2 separate regions of the Homo sapiens genome follow, and region 2 is linked to region 1. A link is an interaction called in ENCODE POLR2A ChIA-PET data of the cell type or tissue named here. Cell type or tissue: PC-9. All regions are shown on one strand. Links, peaks and the distances in the headings refer to the core of each region. The heading gives the core; the rest is flanking DNA.

The links. Peaks named below come from ENCODE experiments on the same cell type or tissue, not always from the same donor. Only the 100,000 strongest peaks of a DNase experiment are listed, where the experiment ranks them.
Region 2: POLR2A ChIA-PET joins it to region 1 with 13 read pairs; 7 of 35 experiments call an interaction of 5 or more read pairs at or near these places.

What each region holds. Positions count from the first base shown.
Region 1 is chr16:213,545-225,076 of GRCh38, reverse strand. It overlaps LUC7L (LUC7 like), which reads left to right. Exons shown (of 10, transcript NM_201412.3): 3 at 4,330-4,428. Among named protein-coding and RNA genes, the nearest start is that of LUC7L, 10 kb to the left of the region's middle. In PC-9, for the core only: no CTCF peak of the experiment used is centred there; no DNase peak of the experiment used is centred there.
Region 2 is chr16:310,391-321,922 of GRCh38, reverse strand. AXIN1 (axin 1) reads left to right here. Exons shown (of 11, transcript NM_003502.4): 3 at 7,240-7,380. Among named protein-coding and RNA genes, the nearest start is that of PDIA2, 33 kb to the right of the region's middle. RefSeq lists enhancers at 2,919-3,672, 3,673-4,424, 4,425-5,178, 11,480-11,532. In PC-9, for the core only: a CTCF peak has its summit at 3,076; a DNase peak (open chromatin) is centred at 5,012.

The DNA.
Region 1 (11,532 bases), core at 2,080-10,079:
CCATGTGGAATATTGTGGAAGGACTTAATGAATGTGATATTTCAGCTCTGCTTGATGTTGGGCATCCAGGGGAATGGCCAGTAGTATTTTTCCCTGCCTCCTTGGCAAAGCTGAAAAGCTACATCCAAAGAGGGTAATCATAGAACCCAAGCCTATCCTCAGTGTGCTTAAGCAGGGACTCTTTTGGGAGCTCTCACATTGAAAAGTAAGTGCTGAATTTTGCTTCATGTGAGGTTTTTTTTTTTCAGACGGAGTCTCACTCTGTTGCCTAGGCTGGAGTGCATGGTGCTATCTCTGCTCACTGCAACCTCTGTCTCCTGGGTTCAAGCAACTCTCCTGCCTCAGCCTCCTGAGTAGCTGGGATTATAGGCGCCCGCCACCACACCTGGCTAATTTTTTTTGTATTTTTAGTAGAGATGGGGTTTCATCATGTTGGCCAGGCTGGTCTCAAACTCCTGACTTCAGGTGATCCACCCACCTCTGCCTCCCAAAGTGCTGGGATTACAGGCATGAGCCACCGCGCCTGGCCTCATGAGGTTTTCTTTTTTTTTTATTTTGAGACTGAGTTTCGCTCTTGTTGCCCAGGCTGGAATGTAATGGCTCCATCTCAGCTCACTGCAAGCTCCGCCTCCCGGGCTCAAGCAATTCTCCTGCCTCAGCCTCCCGAGTAGCTGGGATTACAAACGTGCGCTACCACACCCGGCTAATTTTTGTATTTTTAGTAGAGACGGGGTTTCACCACGTTGGCCAGGCTGGTCACGAACTTCTGACCTAAGGTGATCCGCCCTCCTCGGCCTCCCAAAGTGCTGGGATTATAGGCATGAGCCACCGCGCTCGGCCTCATGAGGTTTTCTAATGTCATATCTTTCTTGACAGTTGAGTTTTTTATAATGGAAATCAATTTGTACTTCATACTTTGTTGTACTTCAGGTTTTAGGGTCTGCTTCCTTTGGTAGTAGCTTTTTCTTTGAACAACAAAGCCTTGATTAGTTTAAAGCATTTTTTCTGATAGCTGCCATTCATTTTTCAGCTACAATGCTTAGTTTGTGGAAACTATATATTTTAAAGGACAACACCCACAACTTAGAAGAGTGAATGAGGCCAGGTGCGGTGGCTCATACCTGTAATCCCAGCACTTCGGGAGGAGGAGGAGGAGGCGGGTGGATCACTTGAGGTCAGGAGTTTGAGACCAGCCTGGCCAACATGATGAAAACCTGTCTCTACTAAAAATACAAAAATATTAGCCGGGCGTGGTGGCGTGCCCCTGTAGTCCCAGCTATTCGGGAGGCTGAGGCAGGAGGATTACTTGAATCTGGGAGGCAGAGGTTGCAGTGAGCTGAGATCGTGCCACTGCACTCCAGCCTGGGCGACAGAGTGAGACTCCGCCTCAAAAAAAAAAAAGAAAAAACAGAGTGAATGAGGTAAAAGTTGTCAGATTTTCAGTGACAGTGATTTTAAGTGCAAATTTGGCTTCTAGAACCACTATTGTCCTATCTCTAAGTCTTCTATGTAACCGACCATAACGTGAGTCCCATCTGACTTCAGAGTAAGAATGATAAAGGAGAAAAGTCAATCTTTCGTCAAAATAAACATCACCATACAAGGCAGACCCGTTGTCTGCCGCCTCCATGTTAGCTTTATTATTGGTGATACTGAAGGATGTTTTGTTAGTGAGTATGCCACGTGCTTTCTTTTTTTATCTATTATTTTATTTTATTTTATTTTTTTGAGACGGAGTCTCGCTCTGTCGCTCAGGCTGGAGTGCAGTGGTGCGATCTTGACTCACTGCAAGCTCTGCCTCTCTGGTTCATGCCATTCTCCTTCCTCAGCCTCCTGAGTAGCTGGGACTACAGGCGCCCAGCTAATTTTTTTTGTATTTTTAGTAGAGAAGGGGTTTCACTGTGTTGGCCAGGATGGTCTTGATCTCCTGACCTCGTGATCCGCCCGCCTCGGCCTCCCAAAGTGCTGGGATTACAGGAGTGAGCCACCGTGCCCAGCCTAGCATGCTACATGCTTTCTATGAGACTGCATCCCAAGAGTCAGACATGCAAGCCTCTCTATTTTTTTCCCCCTCAAGATGGATTAAAGGTTTAAAGCCTTCCTTTCTTTTTTTTTTTTTTTTTTTAAAAGACGGGGTCTCTTTAAAAAGCTGGGCGAGGTGGCTCACGCTCGTAATCCCAGCACTTTGAGAGGCCAAGGTGGGTGGATCACCTGAGGTCAGCAGTTCGAGACCAGCCTGACCAACATGGAGAAACCCCATCTCTACTGAAAATACAAAATTAGCTGGGCGTGGTGGCACATGTCTGTAATTCCAGCTCCTTGGGAGGCTGAGGCAGGAGAATCGCTTGAACCTGGGAGGCGGAGGTTGCGGTGAGCCGAGATTGCACTACAGTCTGGGCAACAAGAGCGAAACTCCATCTCAAAAAAAAAAAAAAATTAAAAAGACAGGGGTCTCTGTTGCTCAGACTGGAGTGCAGTGGCTCAGTCACAGCTCACTTGAAGCCTTGACCTCCTAGGCTCAAGCGATCTCTTCCCCTCAGCCTCCCAAGTGGCTGGGACTACAGGCACATACCACCACACCCAGCTAATTGTTAATTTTTTCATAGAGACAGGGTCTTGCTATGTTGCCCAGGCTGGTCTCAAACTCCTGGGCTCAAGTGATCCTCCCATCTTGCCCTCCCAAAGGTGTTGGGATTACAGACATGTGCCACTGCAACTGGTACTAACGTCTTTTTTTTTTTTTTTTTCTGGTTATGTAGACATGTTCTTTTGTCCTACTGGGGGTGTCTCCTAGTTGGGATGTTGGGTTTTGTTAACATGCACTCTATAACTTGACACGATGATCCTCAGCACACAAACCTCCCTGTTGCTGTGTAGATGGCGAGAGGCAGAAGGTGTCTGCATAGAGTCCTATACTTAGGATTTAGATTAAAATCATACACTGTTTTCTAATTGTACTGCATATGGTACACATAATAGCACATCATGCTGTTCTTACTGACAACATAAATCATTTTGTTTTAGTAATGGAACGTTTTGCTTGTCAAATGGAGGAACTGAGTGGGACAATTATCTGTCCTCACTTAGATGTCCAGGGTCATTTCCCAGGCTAAGAAAATGTGTAGAGCATGTATTTGGCTACGAACCAGCCTGTTCTCCTTTATTCCCTTTGATACACAATCAGCTACACAAAGCCAAGTGTTAGGTTGTGATGTAATTGCCAAAATCTAACTTCTGTCCGCTCTTTCCTCTTCCTCTGTCTCTGCATCTTAAGCATCGAGCATCTCAAGTAGTCAAGATTGCAAGACAATGCCTAGAAATTTGTTGCAGTGAGACTGTTTTCTGGCCCTTTCCTTTTTTTTTTCCCCTTTTCTGAGACAGAGTCTCACTTTATCACCCAGGCTGGAGTGCAGTGGCACAGTCTTGGCTCACTGCAAACTCCACCTCCTGGGTTCAAGCGATTCTTGTGTCTCAGCTCCCCAGGTAGCTGGGATTACAGGTGCCCTGCCACCACACCTGGCTAATTTTTGTAGTTTTAGTGGAGACTGGGTTTTATCATGTTGGGCAGGCTGGCCTTGAACTCCTGACCTCAAGTGATCCGCCTGCCTCACCCTCCCAAAGTGCTGGGATTACAGGCGTGAGCCACCACGCCCAGCCCTGGCCGTTTCCTATCCCTGCCACCCCACATGCTGCCATTTACTGAATCCTTGGACTGATGCATAAATAAAACTGGGCCAGGCACCGTGGCTCACACCTGTAATGCCAGCTCTTTGGGAGGCCAAGGTGGGTGTATCACTTGAGGTCAGAGGTTCAAGACCAGCCTGGCCAACGTGGCGAAACCCTGTCCCTACTGAAAATACAAAAAAAAAAAAAAAAAAAAAAAAAAAAAATTAGCTGGGTGTGGTATCACGTGCCTGTAATCCCAGCTACTTGGGAGAATGAGGCAGGAGAATTGCCTGAACCCCGGAGGCAGAGGTTACAGTAAGCTGAGGTCGCGCCACTGTACTCCAGCCTGGGTGACAGGTGAGACTCCTTAAAAACTGGCAAAAGCCAATTAATGTAGTTGTGATGATTACAGTCCAATTATCTCTGGGTCTAAAATAGAAACTTTACACTATTAAATGCATCAGTTTCAAGTATCACGTAGTCACGATGGTAAAAGTGAAATGAGGCTTCTCAGCCATATCTCCTTTCTTAATTTTCTTATTGCAGTGTCAGTGTTCCAAAAGTGATCATTTCTGTTGGTGACAGTTGAAACACCAAGTCGCGTTGTGTGCTTTCTACAGTAGGTAGGCACTGAGGTCTGCATTTTCTGTTTCTTTCCCACAGCGCATGGATTTAGGAGAATGTACCAAAATCCACGACTTGGCCCTCCGAGCAGATTATGAGATTGCAAGTAAAGAAAGAGACCTGTTTTTTGAATTAGATGTAAGTTTTATTTAATGTTGATTTATTCCTACTGCGAAGAACCCAATATTGAACTAACAAGAAAAATGTAACATACGTAAGTTATGAAGCAAAATAATAAGGTAGTTGCTTGTTATCCTGCCACTCAAGCTCAGAGCTAGAATACAGCCAGTACTGTTTATATGTTGTGTCCAGCGTCCTGTCAGTGTCCTAAATGATAATATGTGTTATCTCATTTTGTTGCTTTTAAAAATTTTAATTACATTTTTATGAGTCCTTGAACAGTGTTTATTTTTGCTTAGTTTTGAATGGTTTCATAGTGTAGAGTCTTTAAAATTAGATTTTTTTGGTTCAGTATCATGTTTCTGTTTGCCCAGGTTGTTGCATATAGTTTTCATTGCTGCTTGAATAATTCTCAAACGATCTTTGCTTTATTCATAGACATTTAGATTGATTCTAGTTTTGCTACTGCAGACAATATGAATATTTTTGCATAACTTCCTTGTCACGTGGATAAGGATTTATTTTGGGTATATTCCTAGGAGAGGGATTGCTGGTTTATAGGAGATACCCGTATTTATCCTCGCAAGACAATTTTGTAATGTTGTCTTCTTGTTTCTATTTGGTAAAGTCCCATAGCAGTGTCTGCACGCTCACCAACACTTTGTATTATCAGACTGTTTAATTTTTGCAGTTTAGTGGTTGTAAAATGGCATTTCTTTCTGATCTCAATTTGCATTTTTTTAGTACTCAGTAGTTGTGTTATTTTATCTACATTAGTAAATTCTTTTTTTTTTTTTGAGACGGAGTTTCACTCTTGTTGCTCAGGCTGGAGAGCAGTAGTGCGATCTTGGCTCACTGCAACCTACTCCTCCCAGGTTCAAGCAATTCTGCCTCAGCCTCCTGAGGAGCTGGGAATACAGGCATGAGCCGCCATGCCCGGCTGATTTTGTATTTTTAGTAGAGATGGTGTTTCTCCATGTTGATCAGGCTGGTCTCGAACTCTCAACGTCAGGTGATCCGCCCGCCTCAGCCTCCCAAAGTGCTGGGATTACAGGTTGAGCCACCGTGCCTAGCTTCTTTTTCTTTTTGATACAGAGTTTCACTCTGTTGCCCAGGCTGGAGTGCAGCAGCATGATTATAGCTGACTGTAAGTGAATTGCTGGGCTCAGGTGATCCTTCTTCCACAGTCTCCTAAATAGCTAGTACTACAGATGCACACGACCATGTCTGGCTAATTATTTATTTAATTTATTTTAATTTTTATTTATTTATTTATTTTGAGACAGAGTCTTGCTCTGTCACCAGGCTAGAGTGCAGTGGCACCATCTTGGCTCATTGCAACCTCCGACTCCCTGGTTCAAGTGATTCTCCTGCCTTAGCCTCCCAAGTAGCTGGGATGACAGGCATGCGCCACCATGCCCAGCTCATTTTTGTATTTTTGGTAGAGATGGGGTTTTACCATGTTGGCCAGGCTGGTCTCGATCTCCTGACCTTGTGATCCGCCTGCCTCGGCCTCCCAAAGTGCTGGGATTACAGCTGTGAGCCACCGCGCCTGTCCTATTTATTTTTGAGACAGGTTCTTGTTCTGTCACCCAGGCTGGAGGGCAGTGGCGTGATGATGGCTTGCTGTAACCTTGACCTCTTCGGCTCAGTGATAGCCCTGCCTCGGATTCCTGAGTAGCTGCGGGTATAGGTGTGTGCCACCACACCCGGCCTTTTTTTTTTTTTTTTTTTTTTTTTTTGAGACAGGGTTTTACTATGTTGCCCAGGCTGGTCTCAAACTTCTGCCCTCAAGTGATCCTGCCACCTTGGCCTCTCACTGGTATTGGGATTTCAGGTGTGAGCCACTATGCCTGGCCAGTAAATTCATTTAGAGTAGCATTTTTCAGCTTTTTTTCGTTGTTGCCCCCAGTGGAGCCTTTTAAGATTCTTTTTTCTGTTTTTTTGAGACAGAGTCTCCCTCTGTTGCCCAAGCTGGAATGCAGTGGCGCAATCTTGGCTCATTGCAACCTCCGCCTCCTGGGTTTAAGCAATTCTCCTGCCTCAGCCTCCCAAGTAGCTGAGATTAGAAGTGCCCGCCACCACACCCAGCTGATTTTTGTATTTTTAGTAGAGATGTGGTTTCGCCATGTTGGCCAGGCTCATCTTGAACTCTTGACCTCAGGTGATCCACCCACCTCACTCTCCCAAAGTGCTGGGTTTACAGGTGTGATTACACTGTGCCTGGTAAGAATACATGATTTAAACTCACTCAATTTTAATTGTTTTTTAATCCCTAATCACCCATCGCTAGTATGACCAGAGGTTAGTAGAGGGGTTTGATGCCATTCTGGTTCTTGAGTGAAGACCGGGAAGGCACTGAGCATGGGATGAGGGAGCCAGTGAAAAATATAAAACCCAAGGGAAAGGGTCCCTCCGCTTGCATTACAAGATGTCAATACGTTTTACAGTAAATTCTTCCTTTTTTTTTTTTGAGACGGAGTGTCACTGTTGTTGCCTCGGCTGGAGTGCCGTGGCATGATCTTAGCTCACTGTAACCTCCACCTCCTGGGTTCAAGCGATTCTCCTACCTCAGCCTCCTGAGTAGCTGGGATTACAGGTGCCTGCCACCATGCCTGGCTAATTTTTTTTTTTTTTTTTGGAGATATAGTTTTGCTCTTGTCGCCCAGGCTGTAGTACAGTGGCATGATCTCGGCTCACTGCAACCTCCTTCTCTTCTCATGCCTCAGCCTCCCAAGTAGCTGTGATTACAGGCACCCGCCACCACGCCCAGCTAATTTTTATATTTTTAGTAGAGATGAGGTTTCACCATTTTGGTCAGGCTGGTCTCAAACTCCTGACCTCAGGTGATCCACCTGCCTTGGCCTCCCAAAGTGTTGTGATTATAGGCGTGAGCCACTGCACCTGGCCTCAAGTAAATTCTGTTTATTTATTTAAAAAAAAAATTTTTTTTTTTTTTGAAACAGAGTCTCACTCTTGTTGCCCAGGCTGTAGTGCAGTGGTGTGATCTCGGCCCACTGCAACCTCTGCCTCCTGGTTTCAAGCGATTTTCCTGCCTCAGCCTCCTGAGTAGCTGGGATTACAGGTGCACATCGCTACGCCTGGCTGATTTTTGTATTTTTAGTAGAGACGGGGTTTTGTCATGTTGGCCAGGCTGGTCTTAAACTCCTGACCGCAGGTGATCCACCCGCCTTAGCCTCCCAGAGTGTTGAGATTACAGGCGTGAGCCACTGCGCCCAGCCTATTTAAAAAATTTGTTGTGGCTACATAATAGGTGTATATATTTGGGGGGTACCTGAGATGTTTCATTTGACACAGGAATGCAATTCTCAATAAAGAATAAATTCCTGGACCGTGTGCAGTGGCTTACAGCTGTAATTCCAGCAATTTGGGAGGCTGAGGTGGGTGGATCACCTGAGGTCGGGAGTTGAAGACTAGCCTGGCCAACATGGTGAAACGCTGCCTCTTCTAAAAATACAAAAATTAGCTGGGCATGGTGGTGCTGTCCTCTAATCCCAACTACTCGGGAGACTGAGGCAGGAGAATGGCTTGAACCCAGTTGGTGAAGGTTGCAGTGTGCTGAGATCACACCATTGCACTTTATTCTACTTGGGTGACAGAGCGAAACTCTGTCTCAAAAAAAAAAATTCTATTTAAAATAGTGGCCTTGGCCAGGCATGTGGTGGCTCACGCCTGTAATCTCAACACTTTGGGAGGCTGAGGCAGGAGGATTGCTTGAGCCCGGGAGTTCAAGACCAGCCTGGGCAACATGGGGAAACCCCGTCTCTACAAAAAAATGCCAGAGTTAGCCAGGCGTGGTGGCATGTGCCTTGAGAGAATGGGTTAGAGAGCTAGAACAGGTCAGAGACCTTTTTGTCCTATGTGAAAATGTACAATATACAAGAGTTACTCCCTGAAAACTACCCGCATCTCCCACTCCCTAAAAGTCATTTTTGACCTTACAGGGGGCTCATATTAAAATAATTAGGTCAGGCGAGGTGGCTTATGCCTGTAATCTCAGCACTTCGGGAGGCCGAGGCGGGCAGATCACGAGTTCAGGAGTTCAACACCAGCCTGGCCAAATAGTACAACACCGTGTCTACCGAAAATACAAAAATCAGCCGGTCATGGTGGTGGGCACCTGTAGTCCCAGCTACTTGGGAGGCTGAGGCAGGAGAATCACTGGAACCCAGGAGGCGGAGGTTTCAATGAGCCGACATTGTGCCACTGCACTCCAGCCTGGACAACCGAGCGAGACTCCGTCTCAAAAAAAAAAAAAAAAAAAACAACTATTTGATAACCAGTGTTTATAAGCATGTGGAAAAGAAAAAGGTCCTCCTCACTCAAAGAATTAGAGTAAACAAGGGCCGGGCCCTGTGGCTCACACCTCTTACCCAAGCACTTTGGGAGGCTGAGGCGGGCAGATCACCTGAGGTCGGGAGTTCGAGACCAGCCTGACCATCATGGAGAAACCCCCATCTCTATTAAAAATTGAAAATTAGCCGGGCGTGGTGCTGGGCACCTATAATCCCAGCTACTCGGGAGGCTGAGGCAGGAGAATCACTTGAACCTGGGAGGCAGAGGTTGCAGTGAGCCAAGATCGTGCCATTGCACTGTAGCCTGGGCAACAAGAGCGAAATCCCATCTCAAAAAAAAAACAGTAAACCGGGCTGGGCAGGCAAGGGGGCTTCTGCTTGTAATCCTGTCACTTTTGGAGGCCAAAAGTGAAGGATCACTTGAGCCCAGGAGTTTTTGCCTGAAGAACATGTTTCTAGAAAAAAAATAGAAAATTAGCTGGGTGTGGTGGAGCAGCAGTGTTGTGGGAGAGTGATCTGTCAAGACACTGTCGATGTTTTTTTTTTTTTTGAGACAGTGTCTCACTCTCGTCCAGGCTGGAGTACAGTGGCATGATCTCGGCTCACTGCCATCTCTGCCTTCCCGGTTCAAGCAATTTTCCCACCGCAGCCTCCTGAGTAGCTGGGACTACAGGTGCATGTCACCACACCTGGCCAATTTTCTGTATTTTCTTTTTTTTTTTTTTTTGAGACGGAGTTTTGCTTTTGTCGCCCAGGCTGGAGTGCAATGGCGCGATGATCTCGGCTCACTGCAACCTCCGCCTGCCGGGTTCAAGCAACTCTCCTACCTCAGCCTCCCAAGTAGCTGGGATTGCAGGCACGCGCCACCATGCCTGGCTAATTTTTTGTATTTTTAGTAGAGACGGGGTTTTACAATACTGGTCAGGCTGGTCTCAAACTCCTGACCTTGTGATCCATTCGCCTCGGCCTCCCAAAGTGCTGGGATTACAGGTGTGAGCCACCGCGCCCGGCCCAATTTTTTGTATTTTCAGTAGGCAGGGTTTCACCATGTTAGCGAGGATGGTCTCAAGCTCCTGACCTTGTGATCTGCCCGCCTCACTCTCCCAAAGTGCTGGGATTACAGGCGTGATCCATTGCACCTGGCCTACTGTTGGTGTTTTAAACATTTTTTTCCAGAATTCCACTGTTGGGAATGTGTCTTAAGGATATGTGAAAATGAATGCAGAGAAAAGATGTTTATCGTAACTTATTTTAAGAGGAAAAAAAAGATGTAATACAACTATTGAGATAGGATCTTGTTCTGCCCAGGCTGGATTGCAGTGGCGTGCTCATAGCTCACGGTAGCCTCCAACTCCTGGCCTCAAGCTATTCTCCTACTTCAGTCTTCGAAGTTCTGGGATTACAGTCACAAGCCACCATGCCTGGCCTAAAAGTATCTCTGCCTTGTGACTTATTTCTAGAAATCTCTATCCTAAGAAAGTAATTGGAAATACATGGAAACATGGTTATAGTAAAGATGTTTGTGGGCCAGGTGTAGTGGTCCATGCCTGTAATCCAAGAGCTTTGGGAGACTAGGGTGGGTGGGTCGCATGAGCCCAGTTGGAGACTAGCCTGGGCAAGATGACAAACCCTGTCTGTACACAAAATACCAAAAAAATTAGCCAGACAAGGTGGCCTGCAACTATAGTCCCAGCTACTCGAGGGGCTGAGGCTGGAGGATCAGTTGAGCCCGGAGGATCAAGGCTGAAGTGAGCTGTGCTTGCACCACTGTGCTCCAGCCTGGAGAACAGAACAAGAGTCTGTCTCAGATAAATGAATGAATGGATAAATGATACTTATGACAAAATTGTTTATGAGATTGAAATTTGGATCAAGAAAAATGCCCAAGAAGAGAAATGAGTGAATAAATTATAATGAACCTATATGATAGACTCTGCCCTTCAAACTAATGTTTGTGAAACCTGTCTAATGATTTCAAATTGCTTATGATAGGCAGGGCTCAGTGGCTCACACCTGTAATCCCAGCACTTTGGGAGGCTGAGGTGGGTGGATCATGAGGTCAGGATACCAGCCTGACCAACATGGTGAAACACTGTCTCTACTAAAAATATAAAAATTAGCTGGGTGTGGTGGTGCGCACCTGTAATCCCAGCTACTCAGGAAGCTGAGGCAGGAGAATAGCTTGAACCCAGGAGGCAGAGGTTGCAGTGAGCCGAGATCGTGCCATTGCACTCTAGCCTGGGCGACAGAGCAAGACTCCATTTCAAAAAAAAAACAATTGCTCATGAGAACACAAAACAAAGACACAAAATATAAAGCTGTAACGATTTCAACTCAAGCCAGGCACAGTGGCTCACTCCTGTAATCCCAGCACTTTGGGAGGCTGAGGTGGGCAGATCACAAGATCAGGAGATGGAGACCTTCCTGGCCAAGATAGTGAGACCCCATCTCTACTAAAAATAGAAAATATTAGCCAGGTGTGATGGTGGGCACCTGTAATCCCAGCTACTTTGGAGGGTGAGGCAGGAAAATCGCTTGAACCTGGGAGGCAGAGATTGCGGTGAGCCGAGATTGCGCCACTGCACTCCAGTCCAGGAAACAGTGCGAGACTTGGTCTCAAATAAAGAAAAAAAGAAAAAAGATTTCTGCCGGGTGCGGTGGCTCACGCCTGTAATCTCAGCACTTTGGGAGGCCGAGGCAGACGGATTGCATGAGGTCAGGAGTTCGAGACCAGTCTGACCAACATGGTGATAACCTGTCTCTAATAAAAATACAGAAATAAAATTAGCCAGGTGTTGTGGTGTGC
Region 2 (11,532 bases), core at 436-8,435, 98 kb before region 1:
GCTCCACTTAGGCCTTTTCAACTTTACAACCAGCCTGAAGCATTCAGGGTGCCCGTCAACGAAGGGCAAGGCTGTGTCTGGATAACACTTTGAGGTTGGAATCCACTTTCCACCTCATATTCCCAGCTATGAGAGGGTTTAACCCTTCGTGGGTTGGAATCCACCTTCTACCTCATATTCCCAGCTATGAGAGGGTTTAACCCTTCGTGGGTTGGCATCCGCCTTCTACCTCATATTCCCAGCTATGAGAGGGTTTAACCCTTCGTGGGTTGGAATCCACCTACCTCATATTCCCAGCTGTGAGAGGGTTTAACCCTTCGTGGGTTGGAATCCACCTTCTACCTCGTATTCCCAGCTATGAGAGGTTTATCAGGACACAGCCTTGTCGTGAGTTGAGGAGCTCTGTGGTTGGAGAAAAAGGCGATTTGCCTTTCAAAATGGCTATAATTATTTTACGTGGTGTACTGACCTGTGCTGCTTAAGCAAAACCATCAGAACTTACTTTTAACAACACAGAAGTCTTGGCGGGGTGGGGCACGTGCTATGCAGAGCTCTCCTGGGGCTGCTGTTTGCTGTTTCCCCATAGTGGTTGTCACCAGCAGGTGCCATGTGGTGCCTTACTACCAGGGAGGGTGGCGGCTCCTGCCTGGGTATGGAAATGTGGTGCCTTACTACCAGGGAGGGTGGCGGCTCCTGCCTGGGTATGGAAGGCACAGAGAGCAGCGGGCCCAGAGCATCCCAGAGCGTGGGTAGCAGGAGGCAGGAGGGCCTGTAGCAGTGGTTTCGGGTGATTCCCAGGGCCAGATCTACCTCCAGCCTCCTCTTCCCATGTTCTGGGTGGCATCCGTCACACCAGGTGGTCTTTTGGCATGAAACATTTTTTGTGGGCAGGCGCAGTGGCTTAAGCCTGTAATCCCAGCACTTTGGGAGGCCGAGGCGGGCAGATCACAAGGTCAGGCGTTCGAGACCAGCCTGACCAACACGGCGAAACCTTGTCTCTACTAAAAATACAAAAATTAGCCGGGCGTGGTGACGTGTGCCTGGAGTCCCAGCTACTCGGGAGGCTGAGGCAGGAGAATCGATTGAACCCAGGAGGCGGAGGTTGTAGTGAGCCGAGATCGCGCCACTGCACTCCAGTCTGGGCGAAAGAGCGAGGCTCCGTCTCAAAAAAAAAAAAAATATATATATATATATATATACACACACACGCATATACGTATGCATATATACATATATACACACATATATACATTTACATATATACATATATATTTGTTTTTAATTTTTATATTCTTGAGTGTACTTAGTAATTTTAAAGGTAATTGATGAGGAAAGCTGGAACTCTCTCAAATTTGCACGTGTGTGTTAAGGGATGTGGAGGGATGCTGTGAAGCTTGACCTGTTTCTAAATTTCTCCATGAAACCATCACAGCGAAGCATCATAATTTTGTGTAACTTTTCTGTTTAGATTTTATCCGCCCCTATGTTGCATTATTGGTGTTGTCATCTTACCTTGCTGGAATCCTTTTAAAGCATTTACCCCTTTGCAGTTCAGTAATTAAAATGATCTGATTTGTGGCCAGGCATGATGGCTCATGCCTGTAATCCCAGCACATTCGGACACCGAGGTGGGCAGATGACTTGAGCCCAAGAGTTCAAGACCAGCCTGGGTGACATAGTGAGACCTCATCTATATAAAAAATGAAAAAGTAGCCAGGAGTGGTAGTGTGCGCCTGTTGTCCCACCTACCTGGGAAGCTAAGGTGGGAGTCCAGGGAATAAAAAAGAAAATGTCAGTGCAGGAAATGCGTTGCTTGTGAGTGTGTGGGGGGCTGTCGGTTCTGAGGTTCTCATGCGGCCTGGGAAGAGGCAGGTGTGATGTGTGGGATTGAGACATGTCCAGGCACAGGAACCAATGAAAGAACTGTACAACATTTACTTTTTCAGAGGGAGGAAATGGAAAGCAAAAAATACCCCAAAGAAGGCAAGAAAGAGCAAAAGGAAGTAGAGCAGATGTGATAAACCAACCCGATCCGACGGTGGCCCAGCTCCCTCCACATCACACTAAATGTAACCGGACCAGACAGCCTCATTAAAAGGAAAAATTGTTATGCTACCTTTTTAAAAGGCAGGCTGCTTACACAAGTAGAAGAATATAGAATGGTTAAATGTGAAAAGACGGAAGATGAAAGTACCACAGTGACCAGAGAGCCGGTGCCGTGGCCATGCTGGATGTGGGAGCAGCCGCGGGAGTCCCAGAGAGGTGCCTTCCTGGGGCAGGAGGAGCACCTTTCTCCACCATCCATGAACACCTGGGCAGGGGAGACCTTCTGTGTGGCCCTGACATTTGGGCCTCCTAGGCCAGCCTAGAGTGCACTGGCCGCCTCATGGCTTCTCATTTCCTGTTGCCTTGAAGCTAATAGGGTCCTTGTAGCTGTCAAACCCCACAGGTGTTTGTTTATGACACAGCTCCTGGGCATTGATTCTGCCATCAGCGCCTCCTCACCGCTCCACTGGACTTTCCCTTCTGTGATGGGCACGTTTTTCCCTAAGTCACCGTGTCTTCTCATGCCTCCTCTCCACGACATTTTTGTTTTTGAGACAGAGTCTGGAGCACAGGCTGGAACACAGTGGCGTGATCATATCTTACTGCAGACTCCCGGGCTCCAGCGAGTCTCCTGCCTTACCCTCCCAAGTCGCTGGGATTCTAGGTGTGCGCCACCACACCGGACCCTAAAGAAAGCCTTTGAACACACAGAAGAGTTGCGAGGAGTCTGTCACTACCTGGCTCTACAGGGTCTCCCAGCCTCTGTGTCCCCGGACTCTGCCTGAGTCCTGGCACCTGTTCCAGAAGAGCTGTGCACGTTTTCCTGTTTGAGGTCATCAGCGTGGGGGGCTGGGCACAGCTCTCACCAAGTCTCCGGCCGCATTCTCTCCGCACAGCCAGAGCCGCTCTCACCAAGGCCCCGGCCGCATTCTCTCCACACACAGCCAGGGGTCAGAGCCACTCTCACCAAGGCCCCGGCTGCATTCTCTCTGCACAGCCAGGGGTCAGAGCCGCTCTCACCAAGGCCCCAGCCGCATTCTCACCGCACACAGCCAGGGGTCAGCATCTCCACTGTCTGAGAAGTGCAGGTGTAGGTGGAGGTGCTCGTGAAGGGCGGGCATACAGGTGCACACATGGGCATGCGGGCGCGCACACAGATGGATACGTGGGCATGCACACACAAAGCACGCATCCATAGGCGCACGCACAGGCAGGCACGCGAGCACATGCCCCTCCCGCCACTGGATCCCAGCTATATGGGGGGATCCTGGAACTCCCATGTGACCTCCCCTTGGACGTGTCTTTGACCAGAACGTTCTTGGTCGCATCTGCTGGTAGTGAAGGCCAAGCCCGGCCGCCTGTGTCTTCAGGTACAGGAGCCATCTGAGTGCTGAGGGCAGATCCTGAGAGCCAGGGCAGTTGTCTGGGATTGTTACGAAGATCAATAGTAAACAGGCTGCCCTTCTTCCTTTTCTTTTCTCCCAGCCGCCTTCTCCCGCTTCTCTCCCCTTTGCTGCCTGACCTTGGTGCTTGTGTGCAGTGGAACTTGCTGTGTGCTGGAGCTTGTGGAAAATGGGAAACCTGCGTTTCTCCTGCTTCTCATTTTAAAGACAAACAGGTTTTCCAAAAATGTGAAAGGCACACCTGGGAAGTCAGAGTGGGAGAAGGATTTGGAATTGGACACATGAACACAGAAGGCTTCGTTCTGCTGTATGTGGCTCCCAAGTGACGGGACAGGTGTGAGCCCCATGGCAGCATGAGGGCAGGGCACGTGCTTCCAGTGCGTGCCAAGACAGACACGCCATGTGCCGTGGGCTACAGACGCGCCGTGTGCTGTGGGCTACAGACGCACCAAGTGCCGTGGGCTACAGATGCACCCGTGTGCCGTGGACGTAGACTTCTTAAACTTCTGTGCGGCAGTGGCCTTCTCTCTTCCATTTGAAATGTTTTTATTTGGCCAAATAGATGTTTATAGAAAGTTACCAAAGTTCAGTGTTCCTTCATAGTAATAGGGAGACTTTAGTACTTAACCTGAGATCTGAGGTTGGCTGCAGTGGTTGTTACAGTGATAATATCAGTAGCTGCTGAGCAGCTGTGGCTTTAAGTATCAAAGGAATAATGGTGTCATTTATAAATACTGCATGATGCTTAAAGCAAAGAGCCTGAAGCTGCAGGCTGGTATCATTTTATCTGCTCTATGTCAGGTACAGAGAGGAGACGAGGAGTGAACCAAACTTACAAAGCCCAGCCACCGGTGGTCGGTGTTTCCAGAGAACCCATTTCCCAAGAGCGGCCCCATGGTTGCTGTCAGCCTGAGGCTGCCGTCACCTGGCCGTGACTGTCTGTGGCCTGCAGTGAGCGACCAGGCCACAGTGGGTGGGTCAGAGGGACTCGTGGACATCGGCCCTGGCAGGGGCCTGACATCGTGAACCGTGTTTTCCATTGTGGCATGGGGTCCTGCACCTGCCTCCCGAGCAGCTGAGCACGGTCACCAGCACTGTTCGTATGAAAGGCCCTGCTTGTGTGTTCTGGCCCCATGCGATACCCTCCAGAGGGCATGGAGGCCACAGCCCCAGGGGAAATGGCCCCGTGCAGCGAGGCCCTGCCCAGCACCGCCACAGGCTGTCCCCAGCTCGCAGTGCTCGCTCATCTCCCCAGGCATCCCATGTCACCAGAGTCCAAGGTGCTGGGCTGCCTGCCCCCCTCCCATCTTGTCAAAGGGCCTTTCCTGGTGTAAGTAGAACTGGGGCTTTCCCTAGGTTCTGTTCATCAGGTGGATGGCTGGAAGCTGCGCTGGTCCCTCCCTCCACACCAAGGACTCTGATGCGCAGGTGTGCTTGCACCTCCGACATGGCAGTTCCTCCGGCCATGTGCACGTGGAGGGCGGCCCATTGTGGTAGCCTTGGGAGGTGTCTTGGTTATCTTGTGTCACTGTGACCTGTGGAGATCCAACTGAGGTAGTCATCACCCCTCGGGGGACACATTCCAAGACCCAGGTGGAGGCCTGAAATGCGATAGTACTGAACCCTGTATATACTGTTTTCCCCTCTGGGAACACACCTCTGATCAAATTTAACTTACAAGTTAGGCACAGTAGAGACTAAAAAAATTGTGAATCAAATGGAATGATTGTAAGGGTGCACTGTGATAAACCCCCTGTGAGGCTGACGACTGTCAGGGTGCAATGTGATAAACCCCCTGTGAGGCTGACGACTGTCAGGGTGCACTGTGATAAACCCCCTGTAAAGCTGGTCTCTTTCTCTCGCAGTCTTACCGCTCTGTGCGCACCTAGTTTCAGACCTTGGCTGAACGCAAGTAACTGAAACTAGGGAAAGCAAAGCCGAGTGGGGGCAGCCGCTAGAAGGAAGGGGCAGCCTCAGGGCACACTGTGGGGCTTGGCAGTTAGGGACCCTGCAGAGTCCACATGCCAGTTGGTTGGCAGCACAGCAGAGCGCCCGGAAGGGGCACATGCCTTTGACAGGAGTTAGATGTGGTGGAGAGAGGCGCTTAAAATTATTGAGGACAAGATGGGTTATTTGGTATTTAATGCTAACAGCTGTATCTCCATTTTGATGTGAAGGAGTGAGCTAGATTTTATTTATTTTTTATTATTTTATTTTTTACCTTTAGGCTCTGCTGGACTGGCCTAGATTTTGTATACACACATTTCAGGTGAAGGTCTAAAAAAAACTGGAGCATATAAAGAAAAATAGAATATATGTGTAATTCTGGAATAAGGAAGGACTGTGTTTCCAAAATAGAAAATAAATAAATAAATAAAGGAAAAGATTGGAATATCTGATTGATTTATTTATTTTATTTTTGAGACAGAGTCTTACTCTGTCGCCCAGGCTGGAGTGCAGTGCTGCGATCTCAGCTTACTGCAATCTCTGCCTCCCGGGTTCAAGCGATTCTCTTGCCTCAGCCTCCCAAGTAGCTGGGATTACAGGTGCGTGCCACCACACCTAGCTAATTTTTGTATTTTTACTAGAGATGGGGTTTCACCATGTTGGTCAGGCTGTTCTTTTTTTTTTTTTTTTTTTTCTTTTGAGACAGAGTCTTGCTCTGTCACCCAGGCTGGAGTGCAGTGGCGTGATCTCAGCTTACTGCAAGCTCCGCCTCCCAGGTTCACGCTATTCTCCCGCCTCAGCCTCCGAAGTAGTCTGGGACTACAGGCGCCCGCCACCACGCCCAGCTAATTTTTTGTATTTTTAGTAGAGACGGGGTTTCACTGTGTTAGCCAGGATGGTCTCGATCTCCTGACCTCGTGATCTGCCTGCCTCGGCCACCCAAAGTGCTGGGATTAAAGGCATGAGCCACCGCACCCGGCCTGTCTGATTTCATAGAAATGAAAAATTTTGTTTGACCAAAATCAACCTGAGCAATGTTAAAAAGAAAAATGACATTTAGGGAGAAAATGTTTTTTGCGTATATAACCAGAGATTAATAACAAGTCTATTTGAAGACTTCTGTAAATCACCAAGAAACTCATAATCCACCCCATAGAAAATGGTAAACCATATGAACAGATAAAGAGGAAGAAGTTTAAATGACAAATACGCTAAACTGCCAATCTGACCATTAATCAGGGAAGTGCAGATTGAAAAAAGGTGTCATTTCCTGGCTAATTTTGCAGTAACAAGAGGAGGTGAATCGTCCCAGGAGCTGGGGAGGAACCTCTGCTCTAGGTAGGGGGACAGGAGGTGGCACCACCCACACACACTGTCACATACCGGCCCTGACATCAGTCCCGTGGCCATGCTTGGACTTGGGCACAGGTGCAGAGACGTCTGAGCTGAATCCCAAGGGCCTCATCCTGATCAAAACCCAGTGTCCTCTCCCGACGCGCACTGCAGAATGAGCAGAACATCTGCGTCCCATTTCTAGTACCGTGCACGGAAAACAAACCCAAATGATCACGTGTGGATGCTCTGTGTGTGCACCAAAGCCCCCGCCTAAAATCAGAGGAGAGATCTGGAAAGATGCCCGGTGCTTTAATGCACCCCGTTGAAAAGGACAGAGGGACAAGAGGACAGGTGGAGATGTTGGTCTTTTCTCCATGCTCCTTATTTTCTCCAAATTGCTTGTGTTTTTAATTAATACATTGAGATATTCAGATAACATGAAAATGTGAAATAAAATGAGAGGCTGTTGGCAGGCTGTCACTAACATGCCCTGCTTGCCTGTTTGCAGGTATGGATCCTGGCGGGAGCCAGTCAACCCCTATTATGTCAATGCCGGCTATGCCCTGGCCCCAGCCACCAGTGCCAACGACAGCGAGCAGCAGAGCCTGTCCAGCGATGCAGACACCCTGTCCCTCACGGACAGCAGCGTGTAAGTCCCGCCCCGGATACCCAGTCCCTCACGGACAGCAGTGTGTAAGTCCGGTCCCAGACACCTTGTCCCTTGAGGACAGCAATGTGTAAGTCCTGCCCCAGACACCCTGTTTCTTGCGGATGGCAGCGTGTAAGTCCCACCCTGCTGCAGAGCGCGGCCAGCTCAGAGGGGGCTTCGTGCTGACCCAGAGATGCCTGGGCTTTGTCTTCAGGAAAAGTGTTTCCTGGCTCCCCAGGTCTCAGTGAGAGTGCGTCTGGACATGCAGGCAGGCTGTACCGCAGAGGCTGTCCTCCAAGCAGTACAAGTGAGGGCTCAGCTTTGTGTCGGTTGCTTCTCTCTGTGACCAGGGCTGCTGGGACCTCCCTATGAGGAAGGATCGAGGGTGAACCTAAGACAGTCTGTAGGCTGCCCGGGCTAGAGTTTGCTCTTTGGTTTTCAGAGTCTGGGGTTTCAGCTTAAAGACAGGCACAGGCCAGCTGCCTCACCACTGGCTGTGGCGAGTGATGTGGTCCCTGAGGGTGGCGTTTCTGCCGACGCTGGTGCAGTACAGGGTCCTGTCTTGTCCCTGTCACCCACTTGGCAAGGGGCTGGGAGCAGGAGTGAGGGAAGATGCTGTGGTTGTGCTGAGGCCTGGGCCACACATGTGTGACGCTCGAGGTGACAGGCAGAAGCTTATTCTTTCATTGTCCAGGGAAACCCCATGTGTAGGAACGTGCTTGTTTTATGACCTCTTCCCCTGTGCTTCGCAGCTGGCTTTTTGGGACCTATGTACACCCCAGCCATTAGATGATGCCAACAGTCTTGTTGCAGTAGGGCACTGGCTGCCAGCCTGTGGGGGTCATTTGGGGTTTTGGTTACCCATGAAGCTCAGACCTTCCCAGCTCTGGTCTGTGCGCCACACGCCACCTGCCCACCAGCCATCCTAGCCAGGGCTGGGGCCGAGCCGCAGGAACCAGGGTCTCCCTGCAGCAGCCTCAGCATTGGAGGAAGCCAGCGGCTATGAACTTGTGAGCAGCTGGAGCCCGCGGACCACCACCCTCCATCCCCACTGCGGCCAGTGGTGTCCCAGATGTCTTTCCCGCTTAGCTGGGTTCTCCATGAGGAAAGCCTGGAGATCTGGATAGGGCTGGAGGAGGAGAGAGGGACTTCTCACCTACTGGTGATTCTGCCCATCTTTTTATGAATATGTTTTAAGTGATGGTCCCACTGTATGTACCATTTTTATGGTTCTTTTCATTTTGAGACAGGATCTCACTGTCACCCAGGCTGGACTGCAATGGTGCGATCTTGGCTTACTGTAGCTTCTGTCTCCTGGTCCCAAGCAATTCTGCCTCAGCCTTCAGAGTTGCTGAGGCTACAAGCGTGCGCCACCACGCCTGGCTAATGATTATTATAATTTTTGTGGAGACGAGGCCTCACTATGCAGTCTCGAACTCCGAGGCTCAAACGGTGCACCCACTTCAGCCTCATGAGTGCTGGGATTACGGGCATGAGCCACTGCATCCGGCTGATGATGATGATTATTTTTGTGGAGACGAGGCCTCACTATGCAGTCTCCAACTCCTGGGCGCAAACTGCACCCACTTCAGCCTCACGAGTGCTGGGATTATGGGCATGAGCCACTGTGCCTGGCTGGTTTGTTCTTTTCATTTGCCTGTCTTTAAACATTTTTCCAAAACCTGAATTTCAGATGAGGAGAACAAGTTGTCACATTCTGTTTCTGAACCAGATTCAGCCAGCCCACATTGCCGTAGGTCTTGGCCCCTTGGTTTTTCCCCAGGTAGCTGTGGTAGTGCAGGGGCAGCTCCCTGCCCCTTCCGGGCAGAGCTGCTGTGTGTGGCTTCTCCTGGTTTCTTTCATCCTCGTTTAATTTTGAATCTTCAAAATAAAATGTTGACGTGATTTTAGCAGCACCTGACTTGAGGTTACTGGAGTTGAAGCAGTGCCTGCCGTGGTCCTGAAGCCTCGGGCCAGGTGGTTGGGTGCAGTGCAGCCCACGGAGCGCCTGACATGCATCCTAGCATCTGGTTTCCCTCTTCCCCAAAACTCTGTTACTACAACAAAAAGTAACCTGCCAACTCAGTTTTCTCAAAAAGTCTCCTAATTCTCTCCAAGAAAAGGGACATATGTTTCCTAAAGGGAGGACCTAAAATAAATAGGTATTTTTTTTCTTGATATTCTGTTCATCTTGGTTTGTACTGAAGTGTTTAACAATTTGGAATGTGAAATTGCTACACGTACTCGAAAGCAAATCAGAGGTAAAAAGTGGACAGGTGAAGAGCATCATTCCGGTGGGGCAGCTGCCCTCAGCTTTTGTGCTGGCGGCAAGCTCACAACATTCCACATGGCACTCGAGAGGCTGTGGGCTGTGGACACAGATGTGGGGTCAGTGTCTAATCCACGGAGGCCTGTGGAGGTTACCCAATCCAAGTATCATGTCTAAGAAACCAGTAGGTTGGTGGCTTCAGGACACTTCAACAAACCCCGAGGCAAGTGTTAGGTGAGTTTTAGATTCACTTGTTCCTGACGCCCACCGTGGCTGAGCCAGACCTGGACTCGGCTCACCATTGCCCACAACACTCAGTGGTGCTGTGACAGCCGAGGATGCCTCAGGAGTTGCCGTGTCTGCCACGCAGCCCTGGGTCGGGCGCTCTCTTCAGTCGTCCTGTGTCTCCTGGCAGCTCTGAGAGGCCCCTGGGTGCGGCACGGATCCCTGGAGCTGCCGTGCTTCCGAAGGCAGCTTTTCTTTCTTTCTTCCTTTTCTTTTTTGAGACGTAGTCTTGCTCTGTTGCCCAGACTGGAGTGCAGTGGCACAATCTCGCCTCACTGCAACCTCCGCCTCCCGGGTTCACGCCATTCTCCTGCCTCAGCCTCCCGAGTAGCTGGGACTACAGGCACTCGCCACCACACCTGGCTAATTTTTTGTATTTTTAGTAGAGACGGGGTTTCACCGTGTTAGCCAGGATGGTCTCGATCTCCTGACCTCGTGATCCGCCCGCCTCGGCCTCCCACAGTGCTGGGATGACAGGCATGAGCCACTGCGCCCAGCCCGAAGGCAGCTTTTCTAATAGCTGGGAGAGGGCGAGGGCTTTCATGAAGGATGGTTGTGCGTGAGTTATCTTAACCCTGGGGTAATTATTCAGACCATGTATAATCTGACTTTCGTGTTTTAATGATCTTCTAAAGGGTTCATAAAGAAAACCTGTTGCGGGCTGGGCGCGGTGGCGCATGCCTGTAATCCCAGCAGTTTGGGAGGCCGAGGCAGGCGGATCACGGGGTCAGGAGATTGAGACCATCGTGGTTAACACAGTGAAACCCCGTCTCTACTAAATAATACAAAAAATTAGCCGGGCGTGGTGGCGGGCACCTGTAGTCCCAGCTACTCGGGAGGCTGAGGCAGGAGAATGGCGTGAACCCGGGAGCGGCTTGCAGTGATCCGAGATCGCGCCACTACACTCCAGCCTGGGCGACAGAGCAAGACTCCGTCTCAAAAAGAAAAAAATAAAAGAAAACCTGTTGCTAAAGAGCTACCTTGTGCCTCCCTCAGAGACCACACTGCCCTGCCAGCTCCTGGAGAGAAGCAGAGTGTGCAGCCTTGGCATCTCCTATCTTTCCGTGGGGCACTGGTTGTCCTGGCTGCCCACTGTGCAATCCTGAAATGTTTTTGGTCCATTTAGCAATGCCCTCCAAGGCAGGCACACTGCACAGTGGTCTAGGCCACAAGCAGGGGCCAGCAAACGTTTCCCGTGCAGGGCTGGCAGTGAATATGTGAGGCTTTGCAGCCGCATGCAGTCCCTGTCACAGATTCTTCCCCCACCCTTTAAAAATGTAGAAACCTTGGCCGGGCGCCGTGGCTTGCGCCTGTAATTACTCCCAGCACTTTGCGAGGCCGAGGCGGGCGGATCACGAGGTCAGGAGATCGAGACTCTCCTGGCTAACACAGTGAAACCCCGTGTCTACTAAAAATACAAAAAAATTAGCTGGGCGTGGTGGCGGGCACCTGTAGTCCCAGCTACTCAGGAGGCTGAGGCAGGAGAATAGCGTGAACCCGGGAGGTGGAGCTTGCAGTGAGCCGAGATTGTGCCACTGCACTCCAGCCTGGGCGACAGAGCGAGACTCCATCTCAAAAAAAAGAAGAAAAAAAAATGT